Linked DNA regions of Homo sapiens: region 2 is linked to region 1. A link is an interaction called in ENCODE POLR2A ChIA-PET data of the cell type or tissue named here. Cell type or tissue: GM12878. All regions are shown on one strand.

The links. ChIA-PET counts read pairs that join two places held together with the same protein. Peaks named below come from ENCODE experiments on the same cell type or tissue, not always from the same donor. Only the 100,000 strongest peaks of a DNase experiment are listed, where the experiment ranks them.
Region 2: POLR2A ChIA-PET joins it to region 1 with 15 read pairs; 3 of 35 experiments call an interaction of 5 or more read pairs at or near these places.

Annotation. Positions count from the first base shown.
Region 1 is chr6:27,535,535-27,543,534 of GRCh38, reverse strand. TRS-AGA1-1 (tRNA-Ser (anticodon AGA) 1-1) reads left to right here and starts at 1,679; the gene lies at 1,679-1,760. RefSeq lists a silencer at 1,652-1,701. In GM12878, no CTCF peak of the experiment used is centred here; no DNase peak of the experiment used is centred here.
Region 2 is chr6:27,214,381-27,222,380 of GRCh38, reverse strand. TRR-ACG2-3 (tRNA-Arg (anticodon ACG) 2-3) reads right to left here and starts at 7,208; the gene lies at 7,136-7,208. LOC124901293 (a long non-coding RNA gene) reads right to left here and starts at 4,715. Exons shown (of 2, transcript XR_007059536.1): 1 at 4,513-4,715; 2 at 3,620-4,284. RefSeq lists an enhancer at 6,738-7,238. In GM12878, no CTCF peak of the experiment used is centred here; no DNase peak of the experiment used is centred here; H3K4me3 peaks cover 772 bases.

The sequences.
Region 1 (8,000 bases):
GTCTTCACAGTCTCGTGCAGGTCTCTCCTCATGAGTGAAAGAGCTCTTTCAGAACACAACAAGAACCAGAATATTGCACTTAGTGTTGCAATTCAATACAGGACTCCTAGACAAGCGACTCAAAGTTCCTGGGCGCTGGAGCTTGCCCACTAGCCACTGATATCCGCGGACATCACGTTCACACCTAATTCTCACGAACCCGCAGAAAAGGAGTATTGAATTGAGAGTCCAAGCAACCTCAAGTCTGTAAATGCCAATGGGAGAAGCAACGGGAAATAAGGGAACGCATGAGAGTGGGGAGTCATCTGCATTTAAGCACAATTAATATCTAAATCAGGAGCCTCTTCGATGGCGTTCAACTGACTTGCTCTTCCAAAAGAACGGCTAAAACTGGACTGGCGCGGGCTTGCGAGGTGAGGAGGGGGGCTCGTTTCTATCCTAACTGGAAAAGATGACTCTGGAGAGGTCTCCGACTCTTCAGCCAAACATGATTCCCGTAAGTTCTGGTGAAGGACGCGAGACCATTCCCAAGAGCCAAAGCCTCCAGCCACTCTAGCCCAGGGAAAGGGAGGAATTCAGAACACAGGTTTCCAAAAATCTTAAGGAGAGTCCAGCACAGAAAAATGCAAAAAGATGAAAACACATAAATGTCAGGATAAATCTAGGTAAATTAATAAGGTTGATTCTTGCTTCAGATACTACAAAATGGTTAGGATCAGCTAATTTTCCCCCAGTTGCATATTTCATATTTGTGGAGTACTCCTCCTTAAAAGGTAACATCCTGGTACATAGAGAAATGACAGTTTGGCTTACTGACAAATATTGGATGATGACAATTGCCTCGCCCTTTTAAGGCTTACTGTTGGCATACACTGCTTACCGGTTTAGTTTCATAAATGGATACCTGAGAAACATGTTTAAAATCTTGTTGATTTTGCTCCTGTAGAGCACTTAGAAATAATGCTGAAGGCACAAATAGAGTCCATGAGCAAAGAGCAGTGAACATCATCTAAGAGGTGTAGGTTACTGATCTAAATCTAATTCTCAGGTGCTGTGTAGGTTTGCATTCTCATCTTAGCCCCTCATTTCCTTATTTATGATGTAAAGACTAAGTGAGGCCAAATATATAAATGAGGGTATTTTGCAAAATGTGAGGTCTTATATACATGTCAGTGACTAACATTATTTTGCTAAAAGTATATCCTGGAGTACATTTCACATAAGCATTATAGAAGTGCACCTCATTCCTTTTATCAGTTGCAGAATCTTCCATTCTATGGATCTTCCAAAATTTATTTTAAAAGTCAAACATCAATGGCCATTTGAAGTTGTTCAAATTGTCGCTATAACTCAGAAATTTGCAGCGAATGTTAGAGCGTGTCCCAGTTGTTGCGGGTGTCTCCTGCATCCCCATCCCCTGAAGGAGCAGGAAGCTTGATCTCTGGGAATGCATCCTGCTTAGTCTCCTTCTGTCAGAACGTCAGAATAAGGGGTCCTCCCAGGTCTGAGGATAAAGTGTTACTTGTCAGTTTGAAACAACAGCATGATAATCATCTAACTAATGCCAAAGAATAAGAAACATTGACAGCAAATACAATTTCTGGCAGAAAATTTGACCTTTCCAAGAGAGCTAAAGTTCAGTACAGTGACTTATGCTAATGGGCAAAGCATTCTTTGTGTAGTCGTGGCCGAGTGGTTAAGGCGATGGACTAGAAATCCATTGGGGTTTCCCCGCGCAGGTTCGAATCCTGCCGACTACGATAACGTTTCCCTTTGCAAAAGGGATATAACACCTTATCAGATGGGATATCCTGACTTTGTCTTCCAGGAAGAAGCCTGGTTGTTCCAACCTGATCAGACTTTTTCTCTTTATATGCCCACTAAAAATACTCCGCCACCTTCCTGAAACAATGAGGAAAATGTGTACTTATTTGAAAAAAAAAAAAAAAAAAAGGTAATTCCACCAGAGTCTTACTGGTGTTTTACCCCCAAGAAAAGCCAAGGTGATGCTATCATGTTTCCTGCAATCGATGCCCTGTTTTGAAGGCAGCTTTCCTTAAAAATTGTTGCTAGGAGTGTTTGTGTCTCACAGAATTGTTCCCTTGTTAGGGATCTACTTCAGTAAAGTAAACATCCTCATTCATACAGAAAAGGAAATTCCAGGAAATCCAGGATCAAATACAAGTGAAAGCAAAGACTCAGATATGGTCGCCAAGATGGGAATAACTTGGGCTTTATTAAGCAAACAACTAAGCAATTAAATATATTAAGTAAGGCAATTTTCCTTGAAATCATATAAAAACGAACTGACGACGTCAAGCCAGACTGGCTTGTCCAGGTGTCCAGGACGATGATGAGGCAAGAGGTACTGAAAAGAAAGTGAGGGTGTTACTATATTCAGAGCACGGAAAGATAATCAGCTCAGGTGCAGAATCACATTGTGTGATTAACAACTATGGTTAAATAATGCATTGGAATTATGCATTATAATTAATTATGGTTAAATAATGCAAAGGAATGCTAGCCACAGTTGAGTACTTTTTAAGGAATTCCTAGGGGAATTCTATCACTGCCTTGGAAGCTTAGTGGAGCTCATCCTCACTTCTTGCCTTGCTGCATCTTCTTTTTTATTTGTTAGACCTCCCATTCTCCATTTTCTATATCAGAGATCAGTTACTTGTGCCTTCTTGGATAAACTCAATCAGTTTAGCCAAGCATTTTGCAACTTTATTAGTTATTTTTTTCCAAACTAAATTTTGGCTTTTTTTTTTTTTTTTTTTTTTTTTTTTTTTTTTTTTTTGCTTATCTCCATCTTATGTTTCAATTTTATTGCATTAAATCAGCCATTTTCTTCTTCATTTCCTTCCCTAAGATTTCTTTGGATAAAATTTGCTAATTTCTAATTTCTTTCAATGGATCTCAGATTATTGATGTTCAGATATTATTTTATTATTAATTATGTATTTAAGAGTTTAAGCATCCAAGTGCATTTTGGACTGCATGAAACATATTTCATAAGTATTATTTTCAATGTCATTCTTTTGAATATAATTTTTATTACCATTTAGATATCTTCTTGGAACCATACGCACATTTTCTTTCTTTCTTTCTTTCTTTCTTCCTTCCTTCCTCCCTCCCTCCCTCCCTCCCTCCCTCCCTCCCTCCCTCTCTCTCTCTCTCTCTCTTTCTTTCTTTCTTTCTTTCTTTCTTTCTTTCTTTCTTTTCTTTCTTGTTTTTTTTGAAACGGAGTTTCGCTCTTTTGCTCTTCTTGCCCAGGCTGGAGTGCAATGGCACAATCTCGGCTCACCGCAACCTCTGCCTCCGAGTTCAAGCGATTCTCCTGCCTCAGACTTCCAAGTAGCTGGGATTACAGGCGTGCGCCAGCACACCCTGCTAATTTTGTATTTTTAGTAGAGACGGGGTTTCTCCATGTTGGTCAGGCTGGTCTCGAACTCCTGACCTCAGGTGATCCGTCTGCCCCGGCATACGCAAACTTTTTAACTTCTAAACATAACACAATTTTTGATTTCTAATTGATGTCTAGCAAAATGTACTGTGGCTAGACCCTAGTATTTATCTCTCAGACTGTTCAAATTTTGGAAACTTACTTGAAAATCGGCAAGGCAAAAGTTTTTTTTGTTTTGTTTTGTTTTGTTTTTAGTTCCATGTATACTTCAAAAAGAAACTTGTCTTCGGAAGTTGAGATGCCACTGGGCGCGGTGGCTCATCCCTATAATTCCAACACTTTGGGAGGCTGGAGTGGGCGGATCACTGGAGCCCAGGAGTTCCAGATCAGCTTGGGCAACATAGTGAAAACTCGTCTCTACAAAAAAATTAGCCGGGTATGGTGGCAGGCGCCTGTGTTCCCAGCTACTCCGGAGGCTGAGGCGGGAGGATCACTGAGCCCGGGGAGGTCGAGGCTGCAGTGAGCAGTGATCCCACCACTACACTCCAGCCCGGGCAACAGAGTTAAAAAAAAAAAAAATTGAAGTGTGTAGTGTTCTTCGTATGTAAGTTAGGTAAAATTCAGGAATAGTTTTGTTTAAAACTTTTACATCTTTACTGTTTTCCTTCCCTCTTCTGCTTTTTGATTAGTTTCTGAGGGATATATATTGTGTTAAAATTTCTAAGTATGATTGCGGCTTTATCTGATTCTTTCTTTCTTTCTTTTTTTTTTTTTAGACATTCCGGCTCTGTCGCCCAGGCTGGAGGGCAGTGACGCGATCTCGGCTCGCTGCAAGCTCCGCCTCCCGGGTTCTGGCCATTCTCCTGCCTCAACCTCCCGAGTAGCTGGGACTACAGGCGCCCGCCAGCACGCCTGGCTAATTTTTTGTATTTTTAGTAGAGACGGGGTTTCACCGTGTTAGCCCACCGTGTTAGGATGGTCTCGATTTCCTGACCTCGTGATCCGCCCGCCTCGGCCTTCCAAAGTGTTGGGATTACAGGCGTGAGCCACCGAACCCGGCCTTTTTTTTTTTTTTTTTTAATTTTTACCTTATATATTTTAGGAGTTCCTAAATTTTACCTCGTACAGTTTAGGAGCTTATTTTTTCCCTGTATCTTTTTGTTTTCCAAAGCAACAAGAAATTCTAAACAAAATGCTGCTTATGAAATATTTATAAATCGGCAATGGCAAGTATCACCTTCAAGTGGCACAACAAACAAGATAACACTCAGTGAAAAAATCTGGGCTTAAATTACACAGAATTCAGAATACTCATAAAGTGTTAAGAAAAAGAGCATTACTTTGCTTTTGTCTCCCTCTTGCTTCTTTTCTCAACAAGAAAGGAAAAATATCCTAAATTGAGGGCTTCCTCTGAGTGGAGGTCTCACAGTAAGGGTTGAAAAGGAATTTAATCATCCCTTAACCAGCCAGGTTTTATTTTATTCCCTTCTGCTGGACCTATATATGTGTCATTCTAATGTCCCAAAGGGTAATGCGAGGAACCAGCACTCATAAGCTCCCTCAGAAAAGAGAGAGAAACTCAAAGAACTGGTTTGACTAGGATCTCAGCTTTGGGTGTGTAATTTTGGCCTCCTAATTTACAAGGCTGAGATTAATGAATCATATGGCCACAATTCAAAGGTTTTTTTTTAATTCAATTTTTTTTTTTTTTTTGAGATGGAGTCTTGCTCTGTCGCCCAGGCTGGAGTGCAGTGGCACAATCTCTGCTCACTGCAACCTCCAGCCTCCAGCCTCTTGGGTTCAAGTGATTCTCCTGTGTCAGCCTCCCAAGTAGCTGGGATTACAGATGTGTGCCACCACGCCTGGCTAATTTTTGTATTTTTAGTAGAGACGGAGTTTCGCCATGTTGGCCAGGCTGGTCTTGAACTCCTGACCTCATGTGATCCACCTGCCTCGGCCTAACCAAAGTGCTGGGATTATAGGGGTGAACCACTGCAGCCAGCCTCAAAGGTAATATTTTTAAAGCAGCTTCATGTTTAAGATCATGTTTGGTGATTTTGAACCTTTTAGTTAAATTCAATTATTTGACATGGAAGGAAATTCAAAAGGCAGGTGATTCCCTGCTCAGCATCCATGGTCTTCCACAGTTTTTGTGAACTCCTTGATAATGATTTCTCCAATTGTTTTGTATCAGGGGGCATGTAAAGTGAGAGAGTTCATACCTTTTTTCCTATTTGGCTTGGACTTTTTATTTTTCTTTTTAAAGAGACGGGAGTCTCTCTATTTTGCCCAGGCTGGCCTCCAACTCCTGAGCTCAAGTGATCTTCTTGCCTCAGCCTCCCAAGAAGCTGGAACTATAGAGACATGTAGTACCTTATCTGGCTGTGCCTTGGAATTTTTAAGAATTTAAAAATCTCTTTCCCAATAACTTCATGACCATGAAGTGGAAGAGAGAATTGCCAACTGCTTTTTGTTGTTTTGGGAAATGCATAAAATACATATATGAGAGATGTCTCTAATTGTTACAAAATTCTCTGAGACAGGCCAAGCATCTGTTTCCCCAGTGGCAAAGCTATACTCACTACTATACCAAGGTGAAAAGGGTTATTGGAAATTGCTGTGCTCAGTGCCATGGTCCAAGTATATTTCTGATATTCACAGACCAATGCAGGCACATGCATACCTAAAGCATATGACTTTCCAGGCTTTATCTGAGCCATGCTGCTAATTTCGTTGCTAAACTTAATCTTTCCCTTTTCTTTCATGTTGTGGCCCTCCAGAATTAATCATTCTCCTTTAATGATCAAGGCCCACAAGCATAAATCTTGTACCCGAGAAATGGTAGACTCACACTTTTCCCCAATCAAACTTTCTAATGCTCATCCACCTGGAAATTGCAGTTTTCATTTTTATTTGTGTATTCCACCCTCTTTGTGCCATTATGCTGCTGGCCACAAGCAGTTTCCTTAAACTCTCCCTGTGTGGGCTTGTTTATATTTGTAGAATATTCCTCCTAATAGACACCAATCACCATAAGGTCAGCAACTGTGCTTGTGTTTTGTTTACCTTTGTGTCTATAGCACTAAGCACAACACCTGGCCCACCACAAAAATTTAATATTTTCTACTGTGTGTGTTTGTGTGTGTGTGTGTGTGTGTGTGTGTGAGACAGAGTTTCGCCTTGTCGCCCAGACTGGAGTGCAACGGCGTGATCTGGGCTCACTGCAACCTCCGTCTCCTGAGTTCAAGCAATTCTCCTGCCTCAGCTTCCCAAGTAGCTGGGATTACAGGCGCCCGCCAACACGCCTGGCTAATTTTTTATATTTTTAGTAGAGACGGGAGTTTCACCATGTCGGCCAGGCTGCTCTTGAACTTCTGACCTCAGGTGATCCACCCGTCTTGGCCTCCCAAAGTGCTGGGATTACATGCATGAGCCACTGCGTCCCGCCTGTTTTCTACTATTTATAGAAAGAATGACCTTCTCAGAGCTCCTAATTGAATGTTTAGTTCACAGTAAGAACCTAGTTTAGTATATTGCCTTACTTGAATCTGCTGATTGTTTTAGTCCAAATTCTTACTCATCTCATTCTTTGTCCTCCTTCTAAGTTATATTCTCTGTTAGAACAGCTCTAAGCCAGTCAAGTGGCTGCCCACAGGGCCACTAGCTATTACTAGGTCTGAGGAGGCAGTTCAATTACTGAAGGAGAGAAAATTGTATTCCTCATGTTGCAATTTTAAATTTCTCTAGTTTTTAAATTTCTATTGGAGAAATTCTTTTCCTTCTCTACATTCTTGGTCTGTATTTATGTAGAATAATGTTTCCTTGATTTGCTAGATCAAACCTATTTATATATTGATTGCAGAGAGTCCAGAGCCTATCCTGTGTAGAAGGTGATGGTTGTAAGCATGTCAGAATTAAATTTAAAATTCACTGTAACCTAAAACTAATGTTAAAATTGATCTTTATATGTTTTTCTCTTTGAGTCTGTGGGTAAGAATGATTAAACTCCTTTGTTTAATATCAGCTTTTTAAAAAATCCCACTTACCAGAACGTCTTCTTTCTACTGTCTCCCTCCAAGTGGGCAAGTGGGCCAAGGTGCTCTGAAGGGATGTATGGACTCTCCCTGGGGTGTGGGGGTGAAGGTCAAGAAGTGGGGTAGGGGAGGGAAGACAGTGACATTTTCTTCTGTTAAACCGGTGACCACTATCCATCGAATCACAGAATACAAATTTCTTTTTGCAGCATAGGTTTTTTTCCAAACAGTCACAGACAGTTGAACACTTGGAAATGCCTCCTTTAACAGTTGAAAATTTACAATGCAATAAAATCGTCTTTGCATCATGGCTATGGCATACACTGGAGTCCAGCTGGGTAGGGTCAAATTCTGAGACCTGTGATTCTTTACTCTAGTAAAAGCCATTTGCTTCTCCCCACTGCCCTTTAGGGTAACAATCTGGGATGGCTACTCTCTCCTACCTTTCCTTTGCCATTGATGGTACAATAATGATCAGTTCTTGGTATATCTTCTATTCTTCTTGGTACCAAGGAAATTTTTTTTTTGCAGCAGAGCTTGGAAGGACCCTGTAGGAGCTG
Region 2 (8,000 bases), 320 kb after region 1:
TGAGCTCAGGAGTTCAAGACCAGCCTGGCTAACACATAGTGAAACCTCGTCTCTACTAAGAAAAATACAAAAATTAGCTGGCCATGGTGGCGGGTGCCTGTGATTCCAGCTACTTGGGAAGTCGAGGCAGGATAATCGCTTGAATCAGAAAGGCGGAGGTTGCAGTGAGGTGAGATCCTGCCACTGCACTCCTGCCTGGGTGACAGAGCAAGACTCTGTCTCTCAAAAACAAAAAACAAAAAACCCAAAAAGAACAGAAGAAAAAGACAACAGCACATATATGGATCACTCACTATTTAAAAGTGCATAATTGATGGTACCTACTTAGCAGTTTTCAGTGTGTTATGAGTTGGAAGATACTGTTTGGGGGCACTGCTCTGCGATCTTGCTCATTATGGAGCCATCTGTGCGCATGATTGCTTTTTTTACGTTTCAACCTGCAATTCATCCTTTTAGACTGCTTTTTGAAATGGGATCTGGGCCCTTTAATTTTTTTTTTTCTTGTGCCAGCTGGCACTGAATTTTGTCAGGTGTGGGTGCTGGAGAGACTTTGCAGGAGGAAAAGAGTTTTGCTTTCTGGTTCCAGCAGCTCCTGCAGACCTCTCAACTTCTCCAGTGTCCAGCTCCATTCTATTGACTTCCATGAAAGTGGAGAAAAGAAAGTGGAGGCGGGTGCAGTGGCTCACACCTGTAATCCCAGCACTTTGGGAGACCAAGGCAGGTGGATCACCTGAGGACAAGAATTCGAGACTAGCCTGACCAACATGGCAAAACCCCGTCTCTACTAAAAACAGAAAAAAAAAAATTAACTGGGTATGGTGGTGGGCACCTGTAATCCCAGCTACTTGGGAGGCTGAGACAGGAGAATCACTTTAAATCCGGGAGGCGGAGGTTGGTTGAGCTGAGATCGCGCCATTGCACTCCAGGCTGGGGAACAAGAGCGAAACTCCCTCTCAAAAAACAAACAAACAAACAAACAAAAAAAAACAATTTTTGTGGAGATCATACAAAATTGAAATTTTGTAATTGAAAATCATACAAAATTGATTTCCAGTAACTACTGGAGTTCTTATTGCGTGTTCTCAAATGGTAAAGTCATAGATAAAAGACAAAATATTCAATGATTGCAAAAGAAATCATTGGTAATCTTATTGTATAGGACAAGGAAATTGTCATCAGATGAAAACACTAATTTTTTTTTTTTGAGACAGAGTCTTGCTCCCAGGCTGGAGTGCAGGGGCTGCCATCTCGGCTCACTGCAACCTCTGCCTCCTGGGTTCAAGTGATTCTCCTGCCTCAGCCTCCTGAGTAGCTTGGGATTACAGGTGCCCACCACCATGCCTGGCTAATTTTTGTATTTTTAGTAAAGACAGGTTTCACCATGTTGGCCAGGCTGGTCACGAACTCCTGACCTCAAGTGATCCACCAGCCTCGGCCTCCCAAAGTGCTGGGATTACAGGCATGAGCCACCGCACCAGACCTGAAAATTCTAAAATTTTTTTGTTCCCAATAAATAATTGACAGTGCTTTAGTCATGCCATGTAGGGAATGATTGTTCATGCGGCTTCCATCATGTAGCATATTCCATCCAGTCTTTCCTCCTTTCTTCCTTAAAGACTTCCTGCCACCCTCAAAAACTAAATTGATGAACTAGACCTCAGGCTTTTTAGTTTTCCACAGCATATAACAAATGAATAACACAGATGTCATCAAGAATGAATTCCTTAAACTGTATGCAACAAAGATAGAGCTACACTTGTAAAAATTACAAAGCCTATAGAAAGCCCTACCAAACTGAAATCCAGGATCTTCAGTTTACTAAGCAAGCTCTTTAGCCAACCCATAGATCTCTCTTGAATGAAAAAAGAAAATCAGGAAAAGAAATTTAGTATGAGGAGTTTACCATTTTTGCACCCTAGAAATTGGTTTAAGAGAGGCTGGGCACGGTGGCTCACATCTGTAATCCCAGCAATTTGGGAAGCTGAGGCAGGTGGATCACCTGAGGCCAGGAGTTTGAGACCAGCCTTATCAACATGGTGAAACCCCATCTCTACTAAAAAACACAAACATTAGCTGGGAATGGTGGTGGGCGCCTGTAATACCAGCTACTCGGGAGGCTGAGGCAGGAGAACCTCTTGAACCCAGGAGGCGGAGGTTGCAGTGAGCTGAGATTTTGCCATGGAGTGCCTGGGCGACAGCAAGACTCCGTCTCTCTCTCTCTCTCTCTCTCTCTCTCTCTCTCACACACACACACACACACACACACAGAAAAAAAGAAATTGGTTTAAGAGAAGAACATATGTATTTATTGATGAAAAACAAATGCAATATGACAGCATTATAGAGTCTGGAGTCTGCTCAAAGGCACTGTGCCCCTGGTAAATTGATAGCACTTTACTGATGTTACCACATCAATAACCACAAGAAGATATGAGTTAACATATAATATCATATAGTGGGTAATTTTAAGTTTTCTAGTAATACTAAGAAAGTAAAGTTAAACAAGTGAAATTAATTTAATTTTATTTTTTTTAAGAGAAGGGGGCTCGCTGTATTGCCCGCGTTGGTCTCAAACTCCTAGGTTCAGGAAATTCCCCTTTCCACAGCCTCTGGAATAGCTGGGATTACAAGAGCATACCACTGTGCCCAGCTACTTCTAATATATTTTAACTCCAAATATTATCATTTAAACATGTTATCAAGAAAATATGAGAATTCTTTTTTCTTTCTTTCTGTTTTTGTACTATGTTTTTGAAATATGTGTGAGTGGCTGTTGTGGACAGTGCTGCTCTAGAATACTCAGGAGAAAAGAAAGTATTTTATCTTCAAATACAATCTCTGTAGTTTTTTCAGTGGAGTGGGATGGGGTCCCAATCTGCTTATCATATCAAAGGTCAAAGGCTTCTTTTTCTTAGTATAATATTTTCAATGTTCATTCATGTCATAGCTTGTATTAGAATTTCATTTCTTTTTATAGATAAATAATACTTTTTTTTTTTTTTGAGATGGAGTTTCGCTCTTATGGCCCAGGCTGGAATGCAATGGGGTGATCTCAGCTCACTGCAACCTCCGCCTCCCAGGTTCAAGTGATTCTCCTGCCTCAGCCTCCTAAGTAGCTGGGATTACAGGTGGCTGCTACTACACAAGGCTAATTATTGTATTGTTAGTAGAGATGGGGTTTCACCATGTTGGCCAGGCTGGTGTCGAACTCCTGACCTCAGGTGATCCACCTGCCTCAGCCTCCCAAAGTGCTGGCATTACAGGCGTGAGCCATCGCACCCCGCCAAATAGTACTCTTTATTTGATTTTTTTGAGTTGTCTTTCCAGAGATCTCTTTCAGCCAACCCCTTTCTCAGTATCAGTAAAAGAAAGGAGATTAAGAGAATGCATTTTCAGAAGAGAATGTTTTGTTTAAGGGGGAGATGTTGTCTTTTTCAAAAAAATTGTGTATTTTATTGGAGACGAGGGTCTCATTCTGTTGTCCAAGTTGGCCTTCAATTGCAGGCCTTAAGCGATTCTCCCGCCTCAGCCTTCTGAGTATAGTTACAGAGTCACGCCACCATGCCCAGGTTGGTGTTGTCTTTCTATGAAAAAGCCGCCACAGAACAGAACAAAACAATGCGACGAAATCTACACGTTTATTAAACACGAAAACAAAAATAAAAATCTTGAAAGTAGAAGGGAATTACCTCGGTTGGTTAAAGCCCAGTAACATAAGATTGTGAGTCCCACTCCCGGTAGACGCTCAATTTTTCACCTTCTACCGTGGAAGTTCTCTGTTGGTGTTAGTTGCAAAAAGTGGGCGATAAAAGAAAATGCACGAATACAGTGCTACTTACAGTCTGGTCGGCATCACCCAGCTAAAAATTAATGGGCCTCATCAAAGAATCGACGTAGAATCACTGGAGGTAAGTCCCGGAAAACTGGGTATAATACTCCTTCTCAGGGATTCTCCAGCGCGCTAAATAAAGTTTGAGTAGCATTTTAAGGAGCTCCGAATCCTTTGGACCGTCCTCCACATCCACCCCTTTTTTTTTTACCGGCTCACAGCCCAAGAGAAAGTGGATCCAATGAGGTCTAGGCGCGTGGAGAGTTCGTTAAGTTCCCAGCACCCATCACATCGCACATTGTCTATCGTCGATACACTTCTGTACGATAAATATTGAGTATACTACAAATTAAGGTATCTTTTGCTTGTGCGTGTTCTCTTTCCTGCGACACCTTGATTTCCTATGCAAGTTCCTCCACGATGCCCCAGGCGTCGGGGATCAAATTCAGAAACACCTGGAAAGGAGAGCCATCTGTTTTATCAGACACCGCCCCAAGGATTCTCTTCCTTACACCCTATCCCTCTTGTTGCATGTTTAACGTTTGTCTGGGATCCCTTTCAAGTCCGGTTTCTTAATGTCAGTATGTAGCAGGAAGGCTCGCAAGCTCTTCTTGGTGCGATCGTGGGACTGGACGGGGATATCGAGGCTGAATCGCGTTAGCAGGCATGGGACAGGGCATTACCAAGATCGCCGAACTGAGAGACTAAGGGAGACACTGATTTCTATTCTTCACAGCCGCGCCTTTCTTAATTCAATATTTCTCCAGACGATGTCCCTTCTTTTACGTCCAGGACCTATGCTCAGGGACAAAGTTGTGCAGGAAAGGGTCTGAAGAGTGGAAGCCTGCCCAAGGCGGGGGAAAATAAATGAAGAAACTGTCTGGGTAAGCATAGGCACAGAAGAAACAAACAAACAAAAAGATACTTGATTTAAAATACTAAAAAAAGTGGTTGGGCGGCGGCTCACGCCTGTAATCCCAGCTCTTTGGGAGGCCGAGGCGGACGGATCACCTGAGGTCAGGAGTTCGAGACCATAATGGCCAAAATGGCGAAACCCCATCTCTACTAAATATACCAAAAATAAATAAATAAATAAATAAGAAATTAGCCGAGCGCGGTGGCATACTGCTGTAATCCCAGCTACCCGGGAGGCTGAGGCAGGAGAATCGCTGGAAATCGGGAGACAGAGGCTGCAGTGAGTTGACATCCTGCTACTGCACTCCAGTCCAGCCTGGGCAACAGGGCAACACTCCGTCTGAAAAAAACAAAAAACCAAAAAAACAAAAACAAAAACAAAGTAAAAAAAAGAAAAAAGAAAAATGTCGGTCGGTCGCGGTAGCTCAGGCCTGTAACCCCTGTACTTTGGGAGGCTGAGGCGGGCGGATCACTTCAGTTCAGGAGTTCGAGACCAACCTGACCAACATGGCGAAACCCCGTCTCTACTCAAAATTTCCTTCCTTCCTTTCTACTTTTTTGTTTTGTTTTGTTTTGTTTTGTTTTGTTTTTGGCGGGTTTCGCTCTTGTGGGCCGAGCTGGAGTGCAGTCGCGCGATCTCGGCTCCCTGCAACCTCTGCCTCCCGGGTTCAAGCGATTCTCCTGCCTCAGCCTCCCGGGTAGCTGGGATTACTGGCGCCCACAACCACGCTTGGCTAATTTTTGTATTTTTAACAGAGACAGGGTTTCACCACGTTGGTCAGGCTGGTCTCAAACTCCTGACCTCAAGTGATCCGCCCGCCTCGGCCTCCCAAAGTGCTGGCATTACAGGCGTGAGCCACCACGCCCCGCCTAAAAATACAAAAATTAGCCGGGGGTGGCGGCGGACACCTGTAGTCACAGCTATTCCGGAGGCTGAGGCACGAGAATGGCTTACACCTGGAGGCGGACGTTGCAGTAAGCCGAGATGGAGCCACTGCACTCCAGCCTGGGCGACAAAGGGAGATCCAGACTCAAAAGAAAAGAAAAAAAGTCGGTAGGTCAATATTGTTTTTTAAATTTGGATTTAAAAAATTAAGATATAATTAACATAACATAAAATCCAACTTTTGAAGGTGTACAATTCACTGCTTTTTAGTGTATTCACAGACTTGTGCAACTATCACCATTATCTAATTTCAAACCATTCTCATCATCCCAAACAAACTCCGTACTCATTCCCCTCTTTCTCCAGCCCCTGGCAAATATTAACACTTTCTACCTTTACAGATTTGTCTATTCTAGACATTTTCTATAAATTGAATCATACAATATGTAGCTTTTCGTGTTTGGCTTCTTTTCCTTAGCATAATATTTTCAAGGTTCATTCACTTTGTAGCACGTATTGTAACTTTATTTTATTTTATTTTATTTATTTATTTTGAGACAGTGTCTCGCTCTACAGCCCAGGCTGGAGTGCAGTGGCGCCATCTCGGCTAACTACAACCTCCACCTCCCGGGTTCAAGAGATTCTCCTGCCTCAACTTTCCGAGTAGCTGGGATTACAGGCGCGCATTACCATGTCTGGCTAATTTTTGTATTTTTAGTAGAGCCATGCTTAGTAGAGCTGTGTTGGCCAGGCTGGTCTCGAACTCCTGACCTCAGGTGATCCGCCCTCCTCGGCCTCTCAAAGTGCTGGGATTACAGACGTGAGCCACCATGCCCGGCCTAGAACTTTACTTCTTTTTGTTGTCGAATGTTTGAATTTTTTGAGTTGTCTTTCCAGAGATCTCTTTGAACCAACCCATTTCTCAGTATCAGTTGGGAAAAAAAAAGAAAGGGGAGATTTAAAAAATGCAATTTCCAGGCCGGGCGCGGTGGCTCACGCCTGTAATCCCAGCACTTTGGGGAGGCCAAGGAGGGCGAATTGCCTGAGATCTGGAGTTTGCGACCAGCCTGGGCAACACGGTGAAACCCCTGTCTCTACTAAAATACAAAAAATTAGCCAGGCCTGGCGGCGTCAGCCTGTAGTACCAGCTATTTGGGAGGCTGAGGCAGGAGAATTGCTTGAACCCGGGAGGCAGAGGTTGCAGTGTGCCGAGATGCAGCCAGTGCGCTCCAGCCTGGGCGACAGAGCGAGACTCCGTCTCAAAAAAAAAAAGAAAAAAAGCAATTTCCGAAGAGACTTAAGGTCTCAAATTTCAGTTTGATACTTAACTTTAAACCAGACTTAAAGGTCACGATTGTGATGTGCAGCAGTACGGTGCAAGGTGAAGAGCCAGATCAGATGAATTTTCTTTCAAAGGACTTTAAGAACCGGTTTCTGTCATCAGTTTGAAAACACACAGGATATTTTTCTTAAAAAAAAAAAAAAAAAAAGCCAAGATTAACACCCGAGCCAGCCAGGAGTCGAACCTAGAATCTTCTGATCCGTAGTCAGACGCGTTATCCATTGCGCCACTGGCCCTCGGTTGCGCTTTTGACTACTGGCCACTCAGTCTGCGTCTGTCGATTATCTATCATTGATGTACCCGCTTTTTGTTTTTGTTTTTGTTTTTTAATGAGACAGAGTCCTGCTCTCTCGCCCAGTCTAGAGTGCACTGGCGCGATCTCGGCTCACTGCAACCTCCGCCTCTCGGGTTCAAGCGATTCTCCTGCCCCAGCCTCTTGAGTATCTGGGATTACAGGCGCGCGCCACCACTCCCGGCTGATTTTTGTATTTTTAGTAGAGACGGGGTTTCACCATGTCGGCCAGGCTGGTCTCCAGCTCCTGACATCAGGTGATCCGCCCGCCTCGGCCTCCCAAAGTGCTGGGATTACAAGCGTGAGCCACCGCCCCCTTGTGTCTATTGCACTTGTGAAAGCTTCATTAATTTATGCAGTCGGTGCATCTGCTCATTCATTAAATAATTTCATTTTTTAAACATACTTGTGTTGGATACTGATGCTTTGTGTGGAACAGTGATCAGAGATCCAAATACTTTAAAAATTTTGAGATAATGAAAAAGAAAATGGAATACTTTCTTGAGGTACACATCATATGTTTTCCATTTCATTCTCCAAAGAACCATAACAAAAGAAACATAACCAAAGAATCCTTACAGAGAAAATAATTTCATACTTTATGCAACAGAAAAGACATTAAGAAACATCTCCCAGGCCGGGCGCCGTGGCTTACGCCTGTAATCCCAGCACTTTGGGAGGCAGGTTGATCACTTGAGGTCAGGAGTTCGACACCAGCCTGGCCAACATGGTGAAA